Linked DNA regions of Homo sapiens: regions 2, 3, 4, 5 and 6 are each linked to region 1. Evidence: chromatin contacts called from ENCODE Hi-C or POLR2A ChIA-PET data. All regions are on one chromosome and are shown on one strand. The core of a region is the stretch at or near the end of the contact, and the rest is flanking DNA. Distances in the headings are between cores, read along the strand shown. Region 1 holds the start of DYNLL2 (dynein light chain LC8-type 2). Region 2 overlaps MRPS23 (mitochondrial ribosomal protein S23). Region 3 overlaps CUEDC1 (CUE domain containing 1). Region 4 overlaps LOC105371841 (a long non-coding RNA gene). Region 5 overlaps CUEDC1 (CUE domain containing 1). Region 6 overlaps CUEDC1 (CUE domain containing 1).

Region 1 (2,818 bases), core at 13-2,512:
GGAAAGAGCCTGCGGTTACATAATATTGGTCTTACGACTACAATGGCCCCCCAGGCATCTGAGAGAGGTGAAGCCCAACCCCTACCACCCCTGTCCAAGGTGCCGGTAAGCAAAGCACAGGAAGGTGTCCAGCCTAGCCCCTCCCTCCTTGGGAAAAAGCAAGGGACCTGGGCCTCCAGATAGGAGGAAGATGGCCAGAGGGCCCCAGGCCAGCAGCCTCAGTCACGAGCCAAGGCTCCTGTGAAAAGCACAAAGGGCACCCCAGGACAGCTCCCATCCTCTATTCCTGGTTTTGCAACCAAAAAAAAAGGCTAAATCTCCGAATGACACGGACCACCATCCCCACCCGCCAATACACACACACTTCTACTTCCCTCTTCGGGCTCTCCAAGTGGGCCGTATCCCTCCACTATCCCATCCTCCAGAGCGCTGCGGTCCCGAAGGGCAGCACCTGGGGAACGAGGAAGCATCCTCCTTCCCCCCGACCTCCCGCCCGCGCCGCCGGCCAGGTCCGCAGGCCCCGGCCGGTCGGCCGCCCTCCCCCACCCGGCCTGGAACAGCGCCGGAGTGACTGGGCGTCCTCGCTGCAGGAAGGACGCCCCAGAGGGTGGCGGTGGCGGCAGGAGGAGCCGCGTCACGCCCGAGCCCTCTCCACCCCCTCTTCCCCGGCCCCTGACATCAGGGGCCTCCACGCAGCGCAGAGAGACTCCCGGGGGCGGGGGCAGCGGCAGCTCCGCAGCCCGGGCCTCCAGCAGCGCCACGAGGGTGGCCGGGGCAAAGGGTGGCGCAGCCCGGGCTGCGCCGAGAGGGAGGGGCGGCGGGGGCGCGCTGCGCTGCCCGGACCGTCAACGCCAAGGGCTGCGGGGCCAGCCCTGTTCCAGGCCTTGGGGCCGGCTAAGGAGGCCGCAGGGCCACCGCGGCGAGGGCCGGGTCGTGTAGAGTCGCACGCGACGGACACAGGCCCGCCACCCGGGGGACGCCCCCACCCACCGCTCACCTTCACGGAGGCGAGTCCGCACTGGGCCCTGGGGAGGAGCGATGGCCCGAGGCAGAGCACAGGCAGGGGCGGTGTTCCCTGGGCTCCTCCTGCAGCTGCAGCAGCCGCCGCCGCCGCGGTCTCCGGCTCCCGCAGCCCGAGGCCGATCGCTCCCTGCCGCGGTCCGCCCTTGGAGTTTCGCCGGCCGCCCGCGCTCCGCCTCACGCCGCCCGCCCGCCCGCCCGCTCCGCACTGGCGCCTCACAGCTCCGCTCCGCTCTGCCGCTGAGCGCGGCCGACGCGCGGCCCCCGCTGAAATAGTGCCCCGCCCCCGCCCCCCCGCCGCGCGCGCCGCCGTCCGCGCTCCCCATTGGCTGAGCCCGCCCGGCCCCGCACTGCGGGCTTCTCCCCGCGCCGCTCTCGCCCCACATCTTGTTTCCTCCCACAATGCCTCGGGGCGGAGGGAGGGGGTGGGGAGGAGGAGCTGGAGCGGGTGGGGGAGGGAGCCGTGGCCTTAAGAAAGGAGAGGAATGCGGACCCCTCCCCCCGGGGCTGGAGAGGCCAGGCCTGAAAAGGAATAAAGAGACATGGTCCTGAGAGAGGAGGAGAGGGAAGGGTGTGGAGACCCCCAGTCCCAAGGAGAAAAAAGGGAGAGGGGGATGGAGATTTCAGACCCAGGGAACAGATGGGGCTGAGGTAGAGACCCCAACCTTAGAGAGGGGAGGAGATGAAGTCACCAGCCTCAGAGGAAAAGACAGGACACTCCCTCCTCCCGTATCTGTGAGAAAGAGAGGGACAGCCAGCCCTATGGAGAGGGAGAGGCATAGGAGCCCCAGGACTCCCTCCCCTCACCTTCCGGGAAGGTCCCTTCTTCCTCCTTTGTTCTTTGAGGCTGAAGGACCTAAACTCCCAGCTGGGCCCCCAGCCGGTATTTGTCTACAGGAGCAATGGAGACAGAGCCGAAGCAAAATTGATGGGGATGTGTCTTTGGTACGCAGGCCTCTGCTGTCCTTGCACATTTATGGCCTTGGGGTCCTGGGATGGGGGTGAGAGTGAGCGATTTCTTGTCGTCTGTCCCTGCCTGTCCAGGTAGACAAGGTTGGAGGAGAGTGAATAGAAGCCCCCAGAGGTGGTGCCTGTCAGAGCTGTGAGGAGCCTTCAAAAACCACCCATCCACACCCCTCACTTTATAAAGGAGAGAATCCAAGTACAGAGAGCCCTGCCAGATCCCGCAGGTCAGGCTTGACTTGCTTCTAGCTGAAAAGAGGTGCACCCAGGAAGCAGCCCCTCTGGAGGCTCAAGAGACTACTTCTGGGAGAGTGGGTGTGAACGTGCGCGTTGGGAGCCTGCCTGCCCTCACTCCATCCCACTCCCAGGAAAGATCCTCAGGCCTGCGGTTTTCTTTCTGGTCTGTTTTATACAGAAGTGTCTACCTCAAGGGCTGACGAGCCTTTATTGGGAACCAAGCATTTTGGCCATACAGTAGGGATTAAGAAGCTGCCGGGGATAGCTCCCACTCCCATCTTTTCCCCTTCGCCTCTCCAAACCATGGTCAGGAAGTCAGACTTGCCCTGGCCCTGGCCTGCTCTGGTTTGAAGCATCAAAAGTTAGTGTTCGTTATGTGTCAGGGGAAACCTGGAAAAATCATTCCCTCTGGTTACTGCTTTCCACAGTTCTGTCCTCTAACAACCTCAGTTGGGGGATTTCAGAGACCAGTTAAGGCCTGGGGTATCCCCTCACACTAAGGGTTTTCTGATGTCAGTCTTTGTGTTCATGAATGGGAGGCGTGGCCTCTATGGGAGGAAGGGAGGGAGACGAGGAAGGATGATTTATACACTTAGGG
Region 2 (3,087 bases), core at 570-3,069, 250 kb after region 1:
TTGGTGACGTGGAACTGGTGCTCTCCTGGGAGAGAGCTTCAATTCTCAACCTACTAAGTTGAAGGTGATGGTGCTATATCTAAGTGGCAGACAGAGATAAGGGATAGGTGTCTACAGGGGCAAGATTTGGAGCCAGGAGAAGAAATGAGCTCTCCAAGGGTAGTGGGGAGAGATCTGGGATGTTGGGGGCTGGCAGGTAAATGCTTTAAGTGATAGAATAGGAGGAATGAGAAAGCCAGCAAAAGAAATTCACGTCCCATGTCTTCCATCATCTATATGTCTGACTTGTTTAAGTGGTCCTGGATTCACCAAATTTTATAGAGCTCTGCCTCTGCCTTTATTGGGTAGGCCTGATTTTTGATGATGTCCTTAAAAGGCTAGCCTGATTCTTCTTGTAGTTTTGTAGAACACTTTGTATCGAGAGTTCTCTGATAATGAAAGTGGTATTACAGAATAATCTGCCCCCGAAGGACTCCTGATTTTGTTAAAGTGATACCTTTCTCTGTAAATAAATGATGGCGTGCCACTTAAAAACCTTCAGCAGATTTCTTTTTTTAAACAAAGTCACTCAAGTGGGACAGTAAGATTTTCTCTGAGGCTGGCACTGGTGCCTGCCTCTGCTCCGGGGAATCCAGACGTGGCACCCGGAGTTGGGCCTCATCCATCCTCAGCTTTCATTTGTGACCAAGCCTGACTCAGAATGGGCTGGCAGTTTTCCTGAGTACATGGGAGTTAGGGCAGAGAACATGATGTGGTGCTGGTAGTCAACGCAAGCTGGCACGGCCTCAGCCAGAAGACTGGAGCTAGGAGCAAGCAAAGGTGAGTGGAGGAGGGGATGGGGAAGGCTGAGACTTCCTGGTCTCTATGTTCTGAGCTCAATTCTAGAATAGCCAAAAGGTGGGAGCCTGACTCGGGCTAAGTTAGTCATGCGTTCTGAGCCTTTGACCGTGCTGGGTGAGATGAGGGATGGCTGAGCAGGTTCAGTGAGCAACTTGGTCGAGGTCACCTTGGCTGGCAGAGGAAGGGCACCTGCCCTCCTGTGGAAAAGACGGGAAATGGCTTTCCTGTCACTCCTAGGGTAGCGCTCAATGTGGCAGGCGGGTCTCTGATTGGATGAGCCCGGCACTGAAGCAGTTTCTGTGGTGATGCTGAACCAGACAAGTGTTTATTGCTGCAGCACGAAAAAGAAAAGGTTGCTAGGGGAAGGCAGAGAAGGCAGGAAGTTAAGTGTTATGTTCCCTACAAAATGTTGCTACTGCCAGCCACCACCACCACCCTCCATCCATGCAGATTACAGACAGGGTTTTTGGGGAATACTAGCTGACAACGAAAATACATTTCAAGTATCATTTTACCCTCAATGAATGCTTTTCCTGGACTGCAACTGAAATAAATGTCAGTCACCGGACCTTCTAGCTCCTCAGTTCTTTTAATTAAAAGATAGTTCTAAGCAAGATCCAGTAGTGGTCTATTTATTATTTATCAAGCATTTTCCTTCCAGCAGTTAGTGAAAGGTCACTGGCTTCAACTGAGCTTTGTTTTTGGTGAGCAGCTTAGATGAAAAAGATATACAATCAATCTCTCCTGTTTGCTCATGGGCAGGACACTGTTTAATAGTCATTGTGGCATTTAGGATCGCAGGCCTCTGAAACATGCAGAAAAGTGCATGTGCATCCCTTGCTGCTGAACATTTCTCCAAAAGTAAACATCAGGTTGTGATTATGGTTAATAATGAGATATTGATTATTTGAAAATGTCACCGCCAGGGACTTGTCGGTTTCAGCACCACTAGATGGCGCTGGACTCTCATGCTGTTCAACTACAGTCATTTCGTTTCCTTGCCTCGGGGTACCTTGCCTTTCAAGGTTGAAGAGTGTCCTTGTAAAAATAATGTTGTGGCTGAAATTTAGGAAGCTGAGGTCCTGGGGTGCTACTGGGATGGGGTAGAGATGGGAGGGGACAGGCCACGGGACAAATGACAAAGGCCTGCCGGGGAAGCGGCACTGTTTGCACCATAATAGGAGCTGGAGAGGAAGGAGCTTACTGCGCTGAGCCCCTGGAGACTCTGCCCAGAGCAGTGTTTCCTAACCTTCTCCAGTCAATGACACATCTGCGAATTTGCTGTGGAGGACAGCGGGAGAGAGAACAGTGCAGGCAGGGAGGCAGAGCAGCGGAAAAAACCCAGGCCTTGGAGAACAGACCTGGGTTTGAAACCCTGATCTGTTGCTTTGTCTGGTGACATTAGGGGAGTTAGTGAACCGTCTGAACCTCAATTTCCTTATCTGTAAAACAAGGGTAACAACGTCTACCTCACTAAGTTGCTGTGAGGACTGAATGAGAACGTGAACAAAGTTCTTGGCGAGTACTCCGTCTTTGCTGTCAGTGCCTAGAAGGCTTTCAGCCACTGTCGATTCCCACTGGGTGGGGAGGAATTAACATGCGCTAGATTAACATTGAGAAGAAACGGTATTGTGTCCTCTTTCACCAGCCACTCGTCTAAACACAGCTTTCTCTATCCCCCACCCCCAGTAGTTACTCTGTCCTTTATCTCCTTCCAAACTTCTAGCACCAAGTAAATGAATCAAATTAAAAAACAACTACAACAACAACAACAAAGGAGGAAACTAGAGAACATCTTGGGAACTATCCGCTTTTGGAACTTATCCCATGCTGGTAGGTTTCACTGGAAAATGTGCATTTATTTAGTAACTTCTTGGATTGTGTATGCCTGTGGGCAAGCGTGTGTGTAGAAACCAACATTTTAAATGACACTCAATGACACTCATTCTGTTTCTTCTTTCCTGCTTCCTTTTTTTAAAAATAGGGACAAAGTCTCTCTCTGTCACTCAGGCTGGGGTGCAGTGGTGCAATCATAGCTCACTTCAGTCTCAACCTCCTGGGCTCAAGTGGTCCTCCTGCCTCAGCCTCCCAGGTAGCTAGGGCTACAGGTGCATGCCACTATGCCAAGCTAATTTTTTATTTTTAATTTTTTTGTAGAGATAGGGTCTCTATGCTATGTCGCTCAGGCTGGTCTCAAATTCCTGGCCTCAAGCGACTCTCCCGCCTTGGCCTCCCAAAGTGCTGGGA
Region 3 (3,106 bases), core at 114-2,613, 190 kb after region 1:
CAGGTTCAAGCAATTCTCTGCCTCAGCCTCCCGAGTAGCTGGAATTACAGGCACCCACCACCATGCCTGGCTAATTTTTGTATTTTTAGTAGAGACGGTGTTTCACCATTTTGGCCAGGCTGGTCTTGAACTCCTGATCTCGTGATCCACCTGCCTTGGCCTCCCAAAGTGCTGGGATTACAGGCGTGAGCCACTGTGCCCTGCCAAATTCTCGTGTTTTACAGATGTAGAAGAGATGAGTGGTCCAGAGAAGTACCCAAGGTCACACAGCAGCGCATGACAGCATTGTCTGTCTCTCCCCTGCTCCTCCTCCTCCTCCCCTAAGGTCCAGTGGCCTCTTTTCTCCAATGGCTGTGCCCGAGGGTCCTCTTTGCCCTTCCTGGCTGCCTGGGGGTGGGCACAGGTGTGGCTGCCCAGCAGCTCTGGGGGCCTCGGGAATGAGGCTGGCTTTGTTGCAGCCCCGGCAGCTGTGGCCATTTGGGTCGAGTTTCCATTAAGCCTTTTCCGAGCCTTGGGCAGGAGCAGGAGGCTCAGCGTTTAAAGGTCACCCGGCTTTTGAAGCTGCAGCGACATTAATAGCTTGGGAAGAAAACAAGCCTTTGCAGGGGCAGGAGGACAAGGCGTCTCTGTCAGGGCTGCCTGAAACACACACACACACACACACACACATACCCTGAGAGCCTCTGTCTCTTGCTCTCCTCTTCCCTTCCTTTCACCCCCTTTTGGGGCCTCTTCAGCTCTGAAGCCAAGAAGCTCAGGCAGATTTCCCTGCACCCCACCCGCTCTGAGGTGACAATTGGCCGAGAATGCAGCTGCCCCAGCCCAGCAGCCTCTGCCATTACACACTTGAGGTTTCCGCAGGACTCAACCATGGTTACACAAGCCTCCCAGGGTCATATGACCTCATTCTGGCCCCACTGGCTTTTGCAGCCTGGATTCCCAATGAGACAGAGTGAGCCTGGCCTGCGTGTCCTCATACGGGAAATGAGAGCGCTGGCAAGTGGCTTGTCTTGCATGCCAGTTCTAATCACTTGGTCGTGGCTTGCACAGAGGCGGTGTTGCAAAGGGTTCTGAGGTTGTGTGTGTTCTGTAGGACAGTAATACCTGGGTGGATTAGTGATGTCTGCCAAGGATGAGGGCTAGAAGGTGGTGGCACATGTGCCAAAGATTTCCTGCCTAGGATTAAATGATTTGACAACTCTGCGGGTCTTGGGTGCTAAGACCCCTGAGGCAACTGGGTGGTTCTTCTCCCTTTTAATCAGGCCAAGGGTGGGGGTGGGGCACATTCTTGGGTTCTGAGAGAAAAGCCACTCTGGCCCTTTCCCTGGGAGCTGCCAGGGCCTGAGCTCTGGGACACCACCTAGTGGCCTGGCTTGGCAGCGCCACTGGGCTGTGCCAGATCTTAGGCAAGAAGCAAATCCCTCTGCAGGCAGGCATCACGGCAGTCACAGATGGACGTAGGGTCTGCTCCTTGGTGATTTTCAGAGGAGGGAGCCTGGGGTGCACAGAGACAGAGCTGGTCTGAGGAGTCTTACCCTCCTTCCAGAAGAGTGGCCTCTGGGTGGGACACAGGAAGGTGCTGGCAATTGGGACCTGTGGCTTCCTGTTCTAACTCCCACCTTTCAGGGTTGGGCCCTGGTCCTCCTGGGGGGCAGAATGGAAGGTCAAGTCAGATCTAGGAGGGGGTTAGCCTCCTGCCCCCTGGTGCTGGCACTGGCTTGGAAAGGGGCAGCCTGCCATCAGCCTTGTGTCCACGTCACTGGGCTGCCTTGGCCTCAGACCCCTTGTCTGTGAAGTGAGATAATAACGCATTCCCTTATATATCTTCTAGGTTTGTTGTGAGGAGTAAATGAGTGTGTAGGGGAGAGAGGGCTTTGGAAACTGAAAAGGCCCCCTCCCATCATTGCTGTGAGCCGGAGGAGGAAGGAAAGGGAGGGAAATCCACAGTTACAGCACTCCTCCATCTTTCCTTCCCTTCTTTACTCATTCGCCTAATAAATGTCTATTGACCATGCCAGGCACTGATTCGGGCACTGGGGATACCACAGTGAGTATAGCAAAGCCCCTGCCTTCATGGAGCTTACATTCTAGTGGAGAAGATATCAGTGACAAATGTATAATATTCAAGGTGGTCTGTTTCATGAAGAAGACAGGGAAGCCTAAAGGGTTAGGAACACTGGGATGTTGGGGGGTGGACTTGCCACTCTGTTCCCCCTCAAGGTGATGGTTGAGTAGGGACCAGAAGGAAGGGAGCCATGCAGATATGTGGGAGCAGAACGTAGCAGTTGGTGGAAAAAGTAAGTTCAGAGGCCCCTGGGTGGGAGTGTGCTTGGCTCGTTGGTGGACTAGCAAGGATCCAGGTGGCCACAGAGAGTTAGGCTCTGTCTGTATGTGTGCGTGCACATATGACAGCGAGGTGACATGGGCAGGACCATGTGGGTTGGCCACGGTAAAGCTCTGGGTATTCTGGGGACATGGGAGCCATTGGGAGGCATGGAGCAGAGGAAGGGCATGACCCCTGTGATGAGGGGTCTCTAGGCCAACACGTGGGAGGCAGGGAGCTAGGGAGGGTATGGTAGCTGTGGAGGTGGTAAGGAGTGGCCAGATTCAGAAATCATTTGGAAGACGGGGAAGACAGGCTTCGCCATAGATTGGACATAGAGTATAAGAGAATGAGAGCACTCCAAGATGACTCCAAAGGTTTTGGCTGGAGCCAGGGAGAGTTGCCATTAACAAAGATGGAGAAGGCAGGGGAGAAGCAGGTTGGGGTCGGAGGGAATCACAGGTCGGATGGATCCATGTTGTTGGAGCTGCTGTTGGATGTCCAAGTGGAGGCAGCAAGAAGGCTGTATGAGTGTGGAGTTGAGGGGAGTGCCCATGAGAGGTTGGAGCACATGAGAGCCAGTGTTCAGTATGCAGATGGTATTCCAAGCCATGGGGCTGGATGAGATTGCTCAGGGAGTGAGTCTAGCCCGGGAAAAGGTCCCAGGCCTGTGCCCCAAGCCACAGCAGCCTGTGTCACTGGTGCTTATTATACGCCAGGTACCCATGTACGTTCTATTAATACTCCTCCCCTATGTCTACAAATGAGGGAGCTGAGGTGCAA
Region 4 (3,104 bases), core at 521-3,020, 150 kb before region 1:
AAAGAGAAATGGGTCCACTAAGTAATTGTGTTGGTTCCCTTGGGCTGTGATGTTTAGAATTCAATTGTGAATCAGTAGATCTTGTAGGTCCCAGTGCCAGTGAGCTTCTGCCTCATTGTACAGTCTTGTACACATTACATACCCTCAGGTTCTCTTTATATAAAAGGGGGATGAGAATCCTATGTTCTTACTCTTAGGACCAGCTGGGATGGGGTAGGGGGACAACTATCCCAAAGGCTGTTTCTCCTTAGTTCTGAGGGACAACCAGAAACAAAAGAACAGGAAGAATCTTGTTGAGAAAGAAGAAAAATTCTGCTGGGAATGTGATCATTCTCTGTCACTCAAGTTGGAAACCAGGGAGACACCCTGGGCATTTTTCTTTTTTCTTTCCCTCTTTTCTCTTCCTCCCCTTCCTCCCATCTTCTTGGTCACTGAATCCTGTCCATTTGTCCTTCATAAATCTCTTGCCTCTGTGGCTTCCTTGACTTCCCCACATTCTGGTTCTGCCCTGCCCTGAATTACCCCCCACTTTATTTATTTATTTATTTATTTATTTATTATTTTTTATTTATTTATTTTTTTTTTGAGACGGAGTTTCGCTCTGTCGCCCAGGCTGGAGTGCAGTGGAATTATCTTGGTTCACTGCAGCCTCTGCCTCCTGAGTTCAAGTGATTCTCCTGTCTCTGGAAGAGGCTGGACTTTTACCCCACTGCAGGGGTTAGAAGGGCCAGTTGAATTTGTAGGATTGTGGTGGAGGCTGGAATGGGGTGAAATGCTCAAATAGTCTGTCTGTGATGGAACCCCTTCCACTCTGGTGGAAACCTGGGGAGGGTGAAGTGGTTATTACCTCTCACTCTTCGCACAGTGCTAAGAAGGGGACAGAGGCTGGGGAGAGGAAGTGAAAGAATCTTCACTGTCCCACCCTCTTTTTCTTCTCTTAATGAATACAGGCTTTTCAAGAGGCTGTAAGCGTACACTGTAGAATGTCCTTCTACTCAGCGAGCAACATGGCCTCTGATATGCCTCTAACAAAAGATAATCATGACCAGGTACCCCTGAAGGAAACTGAGATTCTAAAATTTATTTGATATCTTACTTTTTTAAAGAGAAAAATTTTTATTTTAGAACAATTTTAGATTTACCATATTATTACAAAGATAATACAGAGTTCCTGCACACTCCACACCCAGTTTTCATTATGATTATCTTATTTTACAATGGTACATTTGTCACAGTTAATAAAGCAATATTGTTACATTATTATTAAGTAAAAGGTCAATATCTTACATTTTAACTTTCAAATTCATGCTTTTATGTCCCACTCAAGAAATTATCTGTTTGTTTTTATATAAAAATTTAAAATTTACTTCACAGCAACCTACAGTGGACACACCAAGAATGTGAGCCAAATGTAACCTGTGCTCTCTGTTTTCCGGGCCACTACGGTGTTCCCTGGGGGAGGCGCCCAGCTTGGGCCTACGAGAGTGAGTTCAGAGCGGAGTCGGAAGGAAATCTCATAGGGCCCTAATGACCCTGCTCGGTGGCTGTGTAACCTCAAGAGTTACTCAGTCTCTGAGCCTCGGCTTCCTCTTCTGGTGAGTGGGAGTAGGAGCAGCAGCCTGCCTCACAGGGTGCCATGAGGATAAGCTCGGCTCAGGCATGCAGACACGTAGAGCATGATTCACACGACGTCATTAGCATCAGGAGCATCCCTGAGACAGGAAGGTGAGCAGTGACTTCAGCACGAGCTGGTTCTTGAGAAGTCATGCTTTCACCCTCCCAGCCTCTGAATCGCCACTTCTAATCCTGAGGAGGGTCAGAAGCTGAAACTGAAAAAGGAAATGGCTTCAACCCCACGTCCTCATAGCTGGGTTGCACGCCACAGACAGAGGAGACAGAAAGGGAAAGTTTCTTTTTTTGGCTTCTGCTGCTGGGCATTCTCTCTGTCCTGGTGACTGTGTGGCTCTCCAATGAGCTGCTTGCTATCTGATGGGAAGAAAAAAGGAGATGATGGGGGCCATGGCACCACCCTGTCCCCAAGGAGCCAACTCTAGTTTTGCCCTCTTTTGGTCACATGGATGTGAAAGAGTCCATCTTCAGCCTGAGGACAACAGCTGGCCCAGGCAGGGTTTCTGCTCTTGAACTCGGCAACCTAGGCTAGTTGCTCCCACCTCTCTGAAGTCCCTGTGGACCTGGATACTGCATAGCTGATGATGTCCGTCTGCTGAAATAAAGCCTAGCAGAATTTCCTAGCCTGACAGCTGAAAACCGGCCTGCATTGCTTATAGTAACTCATGTTTTCTCTTTTCCCTTCTTGCTACAGATTTCAGGAGGCCCATTTTGACTTCAGTACCTGGCCCCCCATGAGGTGATGGCCCCACTGTTAGCTTTCCATGTCTAAACTCTGAAATTTTGCCCTGAATTTCGATCCAGTGCCCGAGGCACTGCCACTGCTGGCAATTTAATCATGGTCCTTACTGGATTTCACATCCTACAAATTCAACTGGCCCTTCTAACCCCTGCAGTGGGGTAAAAGTCCAGCCTCTCCCTCCAGCCCCAAGTTCTAAAACGTGGTGCTGGCCCACCTTCATGAACCCTCCCATTTGTGGCCATGTCAAAAGAGAAAATGATGAATGGGTAAGAAAAACAGAAATTGATCAAATCTGCCTGAGATTCTGCCCTCCTAGAACTTATCAAATCTGTAGCAATAAAACTTTACAGCCTCAGATTAGGGATCTGCAATTCCCTGCTCACAGCTGCAATGAGAGCAAGAGACCATGACCTAACAGACTCAATTGGGAAGATTCCCGTTTGTGGGATGTTTTCGATGTGTCACACAACCCTAGATTTCCTTGCTATTTTTATCTTTTGAAACATTCTCCAAGAAACCTAATGTGGAAGTTCCCTCTTTTAACATAATTATGTTGTTTCACTACAAGTTGCTGGGGTTCAAGAAATCATTAATTGGGCTACTTTAAGAGCATAATGTAATTCCAATCTGCAAAAATATAGGAAATATGACATTCTCTAGAAATGGATTTAAGCATAGATCTAGGACTCATAAATAACAAGGCAGTGTTTTGACCCTGGTGATATTTGCCAAG
Region 5 (2,700 bases), core at 31-2,530, 140 kb after region 1:
AAGATGAGTGGTGTCTTTTGCGGCTTCTGTTTTCCATCAGCCACCTGCTCTCTTGATGACTCCTCCTTGATGCCTTCTCCCATGTGTCTGCGCCCAGAGCAAGGGAAGCACTTGTCTACAGCCACACGGCTGGCAGGAGTAGAGTTGGTAGAGCCTTGGGTGTGAAAGCCTGGTGTGAACTCACTCTTGGCTGCCACCCTCCTGGAGTCACTAGGACAAGCTGTCTTTGCCTCCTGGCAGCTTAGCTTCTCTGGGGCTCAGGTTAGCCAGGGGCTGCGTGGGAGTTCTGCTTTGCACCTGTAGAACTGTTTCTTTTAGTCCCAAGTGGGGCTTATGAGTCACCAGATAGGGTGCTTCCTAAGGGTAGTTATTGTATTTTTTTAAAAACTACTGTGCCCTTGATTATACCCATGACAGCACCTGGCACTGTTGCTCCAGAAATATTTGTTAAACAGATGAATGTTAAACAAATGAATGCAGCATCCTGCTGAAGGGCCCAGGCTGAAAAATTCCTGTGCTTTAGTCAGGAGAGGCTGGATTATGCTGCAGGAATAATCAAATCCTGACATCCCAGGGGCTTGACACCATCTAGGTTTATTTTTTGCTCGTGGAAAGTCTTGTAGGTCAGGCAGTGCACCTCCATCTGTAGCCACATCATCTGGAATATAGGGCCTTCAAGGTTACTGCGGGAGGGGAGGAGAGAGATGGAGGAAACTGACACCTGTTACTTCCATTCACATTGTCCAGAGCTGGTCACATGGGGCCGACCTCACTGCAAGGAAGGCTGGCAAATGTAGAGGAGAGAAGAGCTGTCTTTGCCGATCTAAAGGAGAGGATTTTGAATTTCTTGTTTCCAGCTTCAGTCCATTGGAGTGCCTCTGGCTGAATCGCTTACTGTGCCACCATTTTTTTTTTTTTTTTTAAACACTGACAGAAATGGAATACCTGCCACTTCCTTTAATCCAGGGAAGGAGGCATGGGATGGCACTGAAGAAGAGTCACATGGCAGGGTTTTTAACGGCTCCTTTATTACATGTTGACTATATGATGTTGATTTAGTCACCTCTAGAGCCTCTTTCCTCATCTGTACAGGGAGGATAGTGATGCCAGCTTGTCTCTCAGTTCAGACTCTACTGAAGGCAAGTAACAGAAACCAGCTCGAGCTATTTGAAGCCATAGGGGAATTGAAGACTCAAAGGAGGAAGTGCCTGGTCTCCCAAGTGCCGGGGGTGTGTGGGGGTGTGGTGGGGGTGGCTGACGCAGCTGTTCTCAGTGAGTCTGCATGGTGCACCTGCAGGACGCCGCTGCTGCTGTGGATGTGCACCAGGTGGTATGGCCCCTCAGCTCCCAAATACACCCGTCCACTTTCCAGTAACCCTTAGTTACTGAATGGTGTCTGAGCCTTGATGTGAACTCCTGAGGAGAGAGTCTGATGGGCTTGTGTGGATCAGCTGTCTACCACTGGGCCAGTCAGCTGGGGCCAGGAGGGCATGATCACGCAGCACCAGGGGGTAGGAGCTTTCCCCTGTGAATGGGAGTAGAGGCGGTCCTCACAGGAGGGATATGAGCTGGCCAGACACGTCCAGAAGCTGTTCAGGTCAGGCGAAATGGTTCACGCCTGTAATGTCAGCACTCTGGGGGGCCAAGGTGGGAGGATCACTTGAGGTCAGGAGTTCGAGACCAGCCTGGGCAACATAGTGAGACCCTCTCCCCCCACCCACATCTCTACACATAATTTGAAAAATTAGCTGGGCGTGGTGATGTGTGCCTGTAGTCCCAGCTACTTGGGAGGCTGAGGTGGGAGGATCACCTGAGCCCAGGAGTTCAAGGCTGCGGTGAGCCGGGATTGTTCCACTGCACTCCAGTCTTCACCCAGACTGAGATCTCGTCTCAAAAAAATAAAAAGCTAGACCGGGCATGGTGGCTCATGCCTGCAATCCCAGCACTTTGGGGGGCCAAGGCAGGCAGATCACTTGAGGTCAGGAGTTCAAGATCAGCCTGGCCAACAAGGTGAAAGCCCGTCTCTACTAAAATACAAAAATTAGCCAGGCATGGTGTCACACTCCTGTAGTCCCAGCTACTCTGGAGGCTGAGGCAGGAGAATCGCTTGAACCCAGAAGGTGGAGGTTGCAGTGAGCCAGGATCATGCCATTGCACTCCTGCTTGGGTGACAGAGTGAGACTCCTTTTCAAAAAAAAAAAAAAAAAAAAAAAAAGGCTGGGCACGGTGGCTCGTGCCTGTAATCCCAGCATTTTGGAGGCTGAGGCAGGCAGATCACCTGAGGTCAGAAGTTCGAGACCAGCCTGACCAACATGGAAAAACCCCATCTCTACCAAAAATATAAAATTAGCCGGGCGTGGTGGCACATGCCTGTAATCCCAGCTACTCAGGAGGCTGAGGCAGGAGAATCGCTCGAACCCGGGAGGCAGAGGTTGCGCTGAGCTGAGATAGCGCCACTGCACTCCAGCCTGTGCAACAAGAGCAAAACTCTGTCTTAAAAATAAATAAATAAATAAATAATAAATAAATAAAATTTAAAAATAAAATAAAAAGCTGTTGTCCATGTTTAGCTGGTTCAGGGTTGCTGAGCTGGCTGGGTAATGTCTGTAAGAACACTGAGAACTATCAGGTATTGCATATGTGTGCTCTGGTATGGTGCTGCCAGCTCTCTCATTAGGAATCATGGAGATTGTACTGCCC
Region 6 (2,773 bases), core at 68-2,567, 210 kb after region 1:
AATCCCTGGGCCCAGGTTTTGCCTGGATGATGTGTGTGTCCTGGGACATGGCTTGAACCCCCTCTGGACCTCAATGTCCAGTTCTTACCAAAAATTTTACCTGGAAGTCCTGAGTCTGAAATCCCTTTCCATCAGGTCTGATGTTCCATGGGTAAACCTGGGGGTCCGATGGGGCTTGAAGTTGCAGTTTTGGGGTCCAGAGGCAGAGGCTCTGGGCTGGGAAATCCTCCCCAGCTTCTCCCTCCTTCCCCTCCCCCAGTCTGTCCTTCCCTCCATCTGTCTGAAAGACAGTCTCTGAAACCCCGGGGACCCTTCCACACAGGCCGCCTGCTGTTTTTCCGTTAAAATTACAGCCTTGGAAGTTTTTTTTTTTATTTGCGTCTCAGCTCATTTCTGACATTCCTTTCCGACCACAATGGAGTTGCCTGGGCTGCCTGTGCCCTGGCTCACGCAGCTGTGGGCTGACCTCATCTCTACCAGTGCCAGCCAAGGGGCCGGGAGGGGGCTGGGCCTGGCCTTCCTTCAGGACCACAGGCCTAGCAGCAAGGAAACTCAGCTGAGAACAGGGGCCTCCTCCACCTTGTGCCCTTCTCCACTTGGAGTCTTCATGGCTAGAGGGGTCCAGGTGCACCTCTGAGGTTCTCCCTCCACTGCTTTCCTGGGTGGCTCCGAGGTGTGGTTAAATTGGGGGTGGGCACCCATGTCCCAGATGAAGACCCTGAGACCTCAAGAACTGGTAATACCCCTGGCGAGGGTCCCTCCCTGCTGTAGCCTGGGGTGGTCTGCGAGTCCCTTAGAGATGAGGCTTCCTCTCTCCCCATCTCTGGCCTTTGGAGAAAAATGAAGCCTCCAACAGTGACAGAAGGTGGCAGTGATGTAGAAAAAAATTTGGCCTAGGAATGGGAGTCCCGGGTTGTGATGCAAGCTGCTCTCCAGACCATTCCCTCTCCCCCTGTGTCTGTGCAGGGAGAGGGTGGACGAGGCGTGCTGGGGTTCCCTTGGCTCCAGTCTGCAAGAGCTGAGCTCCCACCAGGCACTTAGCAGCTGGTTATCCCTTCTGCTGCCGCCCCCGCCCCTTCCCCTCGCCCCCGCCGCCGGCCACCCGCCCGAAATAGAAAAGGAAAGGAAGTTATTTCCATAGTCAGCGGCAGCCCGGAAAAGCTCCCCTCCAGTGAGGGGGCGGGCGGGATTCCTAGAGCTGAAGACCAAATCAAAGCCAGGCCCGAGAGCTAGAGCAGCCCCCACCGCCCGGCCCTCGGCTGCCTTCTCAGTGTGCCGTTTTCCTGATTCAGCGGAACACGTGTCCTGCGGTTGCCACGCTGCAGGCTGCCATGGAGCTGTGGGGACCTCCTGGCCGGGCTCCGAGCTGCCCTCAGGCCCAGGGCGGTAGGGCGGGAGCCTGGGGGTCAGGGAGGGTGTGTGCCACCCCCTCTTCCTCTACTGCCTTGCCCAGCTGTTGGCTCTGCCATGGCACAGAGCTCCTGCCACACACACAACGGGCCTGGAAAGAGCGGCCCCAGAGCACCCTGAGAGCGAGATCCCTTCCACACTCACATCTCCACGCACGTTTTCAGAACATTGCTCAGGACACGGCCTCCTGAGGGGCTCCCCAGCACCTGGGCAGGGAGGCAGCAGTTTCTAGATAAGGAAACCGAGCCCTAGAGGGAACAGGGGCCCACCTAAGACTACCCTGCCGGCTGGTGGTTGAGCCAGAACTGGAGCTCAGATCTGCTTTACCCTCTGTAGGGATCCTGGCGTCCCCATATGCCCCTTCCTCAGCAAACCAGCATGCAGCAGGCTGTGCTGTTGGTGGCTTATGTGTCTGTTCCTTTGGACCATACCTGTCACTCAGCACCATGAGCCTGGCACTGTGTAGGTGCTAGGATAGAAGCATGAAAGGATGCGATCCCTGCTGTCTTTAGGGGACATTTGTAAACATCTATGGCTAAATCCACAGAGTTCCACATGTGCACCGTGGACAGACAGCTCTGTAGGTCCAGAGACCTGGAAGGGCACTGAGTGACTGGAGAGCATGAATGGCTGGGGAGTTCGCTGAGGCTGGTGGAGACATCTCCAGTGATGAGACAGAGTGACGGGCCTTTGTTCTGGAGGCAGTGGAGGCCATGGGAATCTCTGAGCAGGATCCGACCTGCCTGAGGACCTGGTGTGATGGGGCCAGGAGACCTGGGGTTGGGCTTAATGACTTCCTCTTCCCTGTCACCTGCCATCCCCTAGTATCGACGCGCTGGGCTCTGGAGCCCCTACAAGCCAGAGACGCTATCGGAACTGGAACCCACCACTGCTGGGCAACCTTCCGGATGACTTTCTCCGCATCCTGCCCCAGCAGCTGGACAGCATACAGGTAACAGGGGCCGCCCCCGCCTTCCACTCCCACCTGCTTGTCCAGCATCTCTCTTTGCCCACACAATTTGTGCCAGCCAGTTTTACTTCCTGATGTTTAAACCCAGGCTGAGCTATTTCTGTTGCCCTGGGTTCGTAGGGCAGGAATGCTGAACTGAAAGCCTCACTTCCTGCCTGGGCCTGGAGGTTTCCTGTTCTATCCAGGGAAGGTGACAGCCTAAGGAGGCTGTCTGCTGCAGCAGTCACCTCAGGCTGGAGAGAGGCGGGCATGGGGTGGCCAATGGTGGAGGGCCAGAGCACCCCCCTTCCTCCCTTGGGAAAGGGCCAGAGGCTGCTTCTTGCTAGATGTTGGCATGCCCCAAGGTGCCCCACAGCGGGGCAGGTCCACCCTGAGGCTGCTGGTGCAGGGAGA

The links. Hi-C counts contacts between places; a loop is a spot of excess contacts on that map. ChIA-PET counts read pairs that join two places held with the same protein, here RNA polymerase II (POLR2A). Pooled maps may share reads with other maps.
Region 2: a pooled map shows a loop between it and region 1 (2.6-fold over the local background). The contact joins the enhancer-like site here to the promoter of DYNLL2 in region 1. A Hi-C loop is called at or near these places in 1 of 168 maps with a recorded cell type or tissue (esophagus muscularis mucosa), 1 of 37 single-sample maps with no recorded cell type and 10 of 50 pooled maps. POLR2A ChIA-PET finds 5 or more read pairs at or near these places in 9 of 52 experiments (A549, A673, BJ and 6 more).
Region 3: a loop to region 1 is called in a map of naive thymus-derived CD4-positive, alpha-beta T cell, with 11 times the contacts of the local background. The contact joins the enhancer-like site here to the promoter of DYNLL2 in region 1. A Hi-C loop is called at or near these places in 2 of 168 maps with a recorded cell type or tissue (CD4-positive, alpha-beta memory T cell and naive thymus-derived CD4-positive, alpha-beta T cell), 4 of 37 single-sample maps with no recorded cell type and 11 of 50 pooled maps. POLR2A ChIA-PET finds 5 or more read pairs at or near these places in 10 of 52 experiments (A549, BJ, GM10248 and 5 more).
Region 4: a pooled map shows a loop between it and region 1 (4-fold over the local background). The contact joins the enhancer-like site here to the promoter of DYNLL2 in region 1. A Hi-C loop is called at or near these places in 5 of 50 pooled maps. POLR2A ChIA-PET finds 5 or more read pairs at or near these places in 3 of 52 experiments (BJ, activated CD4-positive, alpha-beta T cell and naive thymus-derived CD8-positive, alpha-beta T cell).
Region 5: a pooled map shows a loop between it and region 1 (4-fold over the local background). The contact joins the enhancer-like site here to the promoter of DYNLL2 in region 1. A Hi-C loop is called at or near these places in 6 of 50 pooled maps. POLR2A ChIA-PET finds 5 or more read pairs at or near these places in 13 of 52 experiments (A549, BJ, CD4-positive, alpha-beta T cell and 9 more).
Region 6: a pooled map shows a loop between it and region 1 (2.5-fold over the local background). The contact joins the enhancer-like site here to the promoter of DYNLL2 in region 1. A Hi-C loop is called at or near these places in 12 of 168 maps with a recorded cell type or tissue (GM12878, chondrocyte, dorsolateral prefrontal cortex and 7 more) and 9 of 50 pooled maps. POLR2A ChIA-PET finds 5 or more read pairs at or near these places in 18 of 52 experiments (A549, AG04450, BJ and 13 more).

What each region holds. Positions count from the first base shown.
Region 1 is chr17:58,081,863-58,084,680 of GRCh38, reverse strand. DYNLL2 (dynein light chain LC8-type 2) reads right to left here and starts at 1,262. Exons shown (of 3, transcript NM_080677.3): 1 at 998-1,262. It overlaps DYNLL2-DT (DYNLL2 divergent transcript), which reads left to right and starts at 1,477. Exons shown (of 3, transcript NR_110809.1): 1 at 1,477-1,965; 2 at 2,065-2,818. RefSeq lists silencers at 473-602, 643-1,062, 1,103-1,162, 1,173-1,522 and an enhancer at 1,239-1,533.
Region 2 is chr17:57,832,228-57,835,314 of GRCh38, reverse strand. It overlaps MRPS23 (mitochondrial ribosomal protein S23), which reads left to right. Exons shown (of 5, transcript NM_016070.4): 5 at 1-534. Among named protein-coding and RNA genes, the nearest start is that of MRPS23, 16 kb to the left of the region's middle. RefSeq lists enhancers at 872-1,372, 1,541-2,051, 2,052-2,563. Within about 2 kb of position 1,819, at least 24 of the 41 ENCODE cell types and tissues checked have a DNase peak (open chromatin) inside an H3K27ac peak, as active enhancers do; they include PC-3, where a contact is called at or near this core.
Region 3 is chr17:57,890,913-57,894,018 of GRCh38, reverse strand. All of the region lies in intron 1 of CUEDC1 (CUE domain containing 1), which reads left to right. Among named protein-coding and RNA genes, the nearest start is that of CUEDC1-AS1, 20 kb to the left of the region's middle. RefSeq lists enhancers at 1,000-1,049, 710-1,451. Within about 2 kb of position 1,363, at least 35 of the 41 ENCODE cell types and tissues checked have a DNase peak (open chromatin) inside an H3K27ac peak, as active enhancers do; they include HCT116 and endothelial cell of umbilical vein, where a contact is called at or near this core.
Region 4 is chr17:58,231,542-58,234,645 of GRCh38, reverse strand. LOC105371841 (a long non-coding RNA gene) reads right to left here. Exons shown (of 2, transcript XR_934884.4): 2 at 1,067-1,986. Among named protein-coding and RNA genes, the nearest start is that of LPO, 5.5 kb to the left of the region's middle. Within about 2 kb of position 1,770, at least 4 of the 41 ENCODE cell types and tissues checked have a DNase peak (open chromatin) inside an H3K27ac peak, as active enhancers do.
Region 5 is chr17:57,938,476-57,941,175 of GRCh38, reverse strand. The region is part of intron 1 of CUEDC1 (CUE domain containing 1); the gene reads left to right. Among named protein-coding and RNA genes, the nearest start is that of CUEDC1, 16 kb to the left of the region's middle. Within about 2 kb of position 1,280, at least 18 of the 41 ENCODE cell types and tissues checked have a DNase peak (open chromatin) inside an H3K27ac peak, as active enhancers do; they include PC-3, where a contact is called at or near this core.
Region 6 is chr17:57,873,180-57,875,952 of GRCh38, reverse strand. It overlaps CUEDC1 (CUE domain containing 1), which reads left to right. Exons shown (of 11, transcript NM_001271875.2): 4 at 2,236-2,362. Among named protein-coding and RNA genes, the nearest start is that of MRPS23, 25 kb to the right of the region's middle. RefSeq lists enhancers at 1-265, 907-1,548, 1,549-2,189. Within about 2 kb of position 1,317, at least 32 of the 41 ENCODE cell types and tissues checked have a DNase peak (open chromatin) inside an H3K27ac peak, as active enhancers do; they include HCT116, dorsolateral prefrontal cortex, endothelial cell of umbilical vein and 4 more, where a contact is called at or near this core.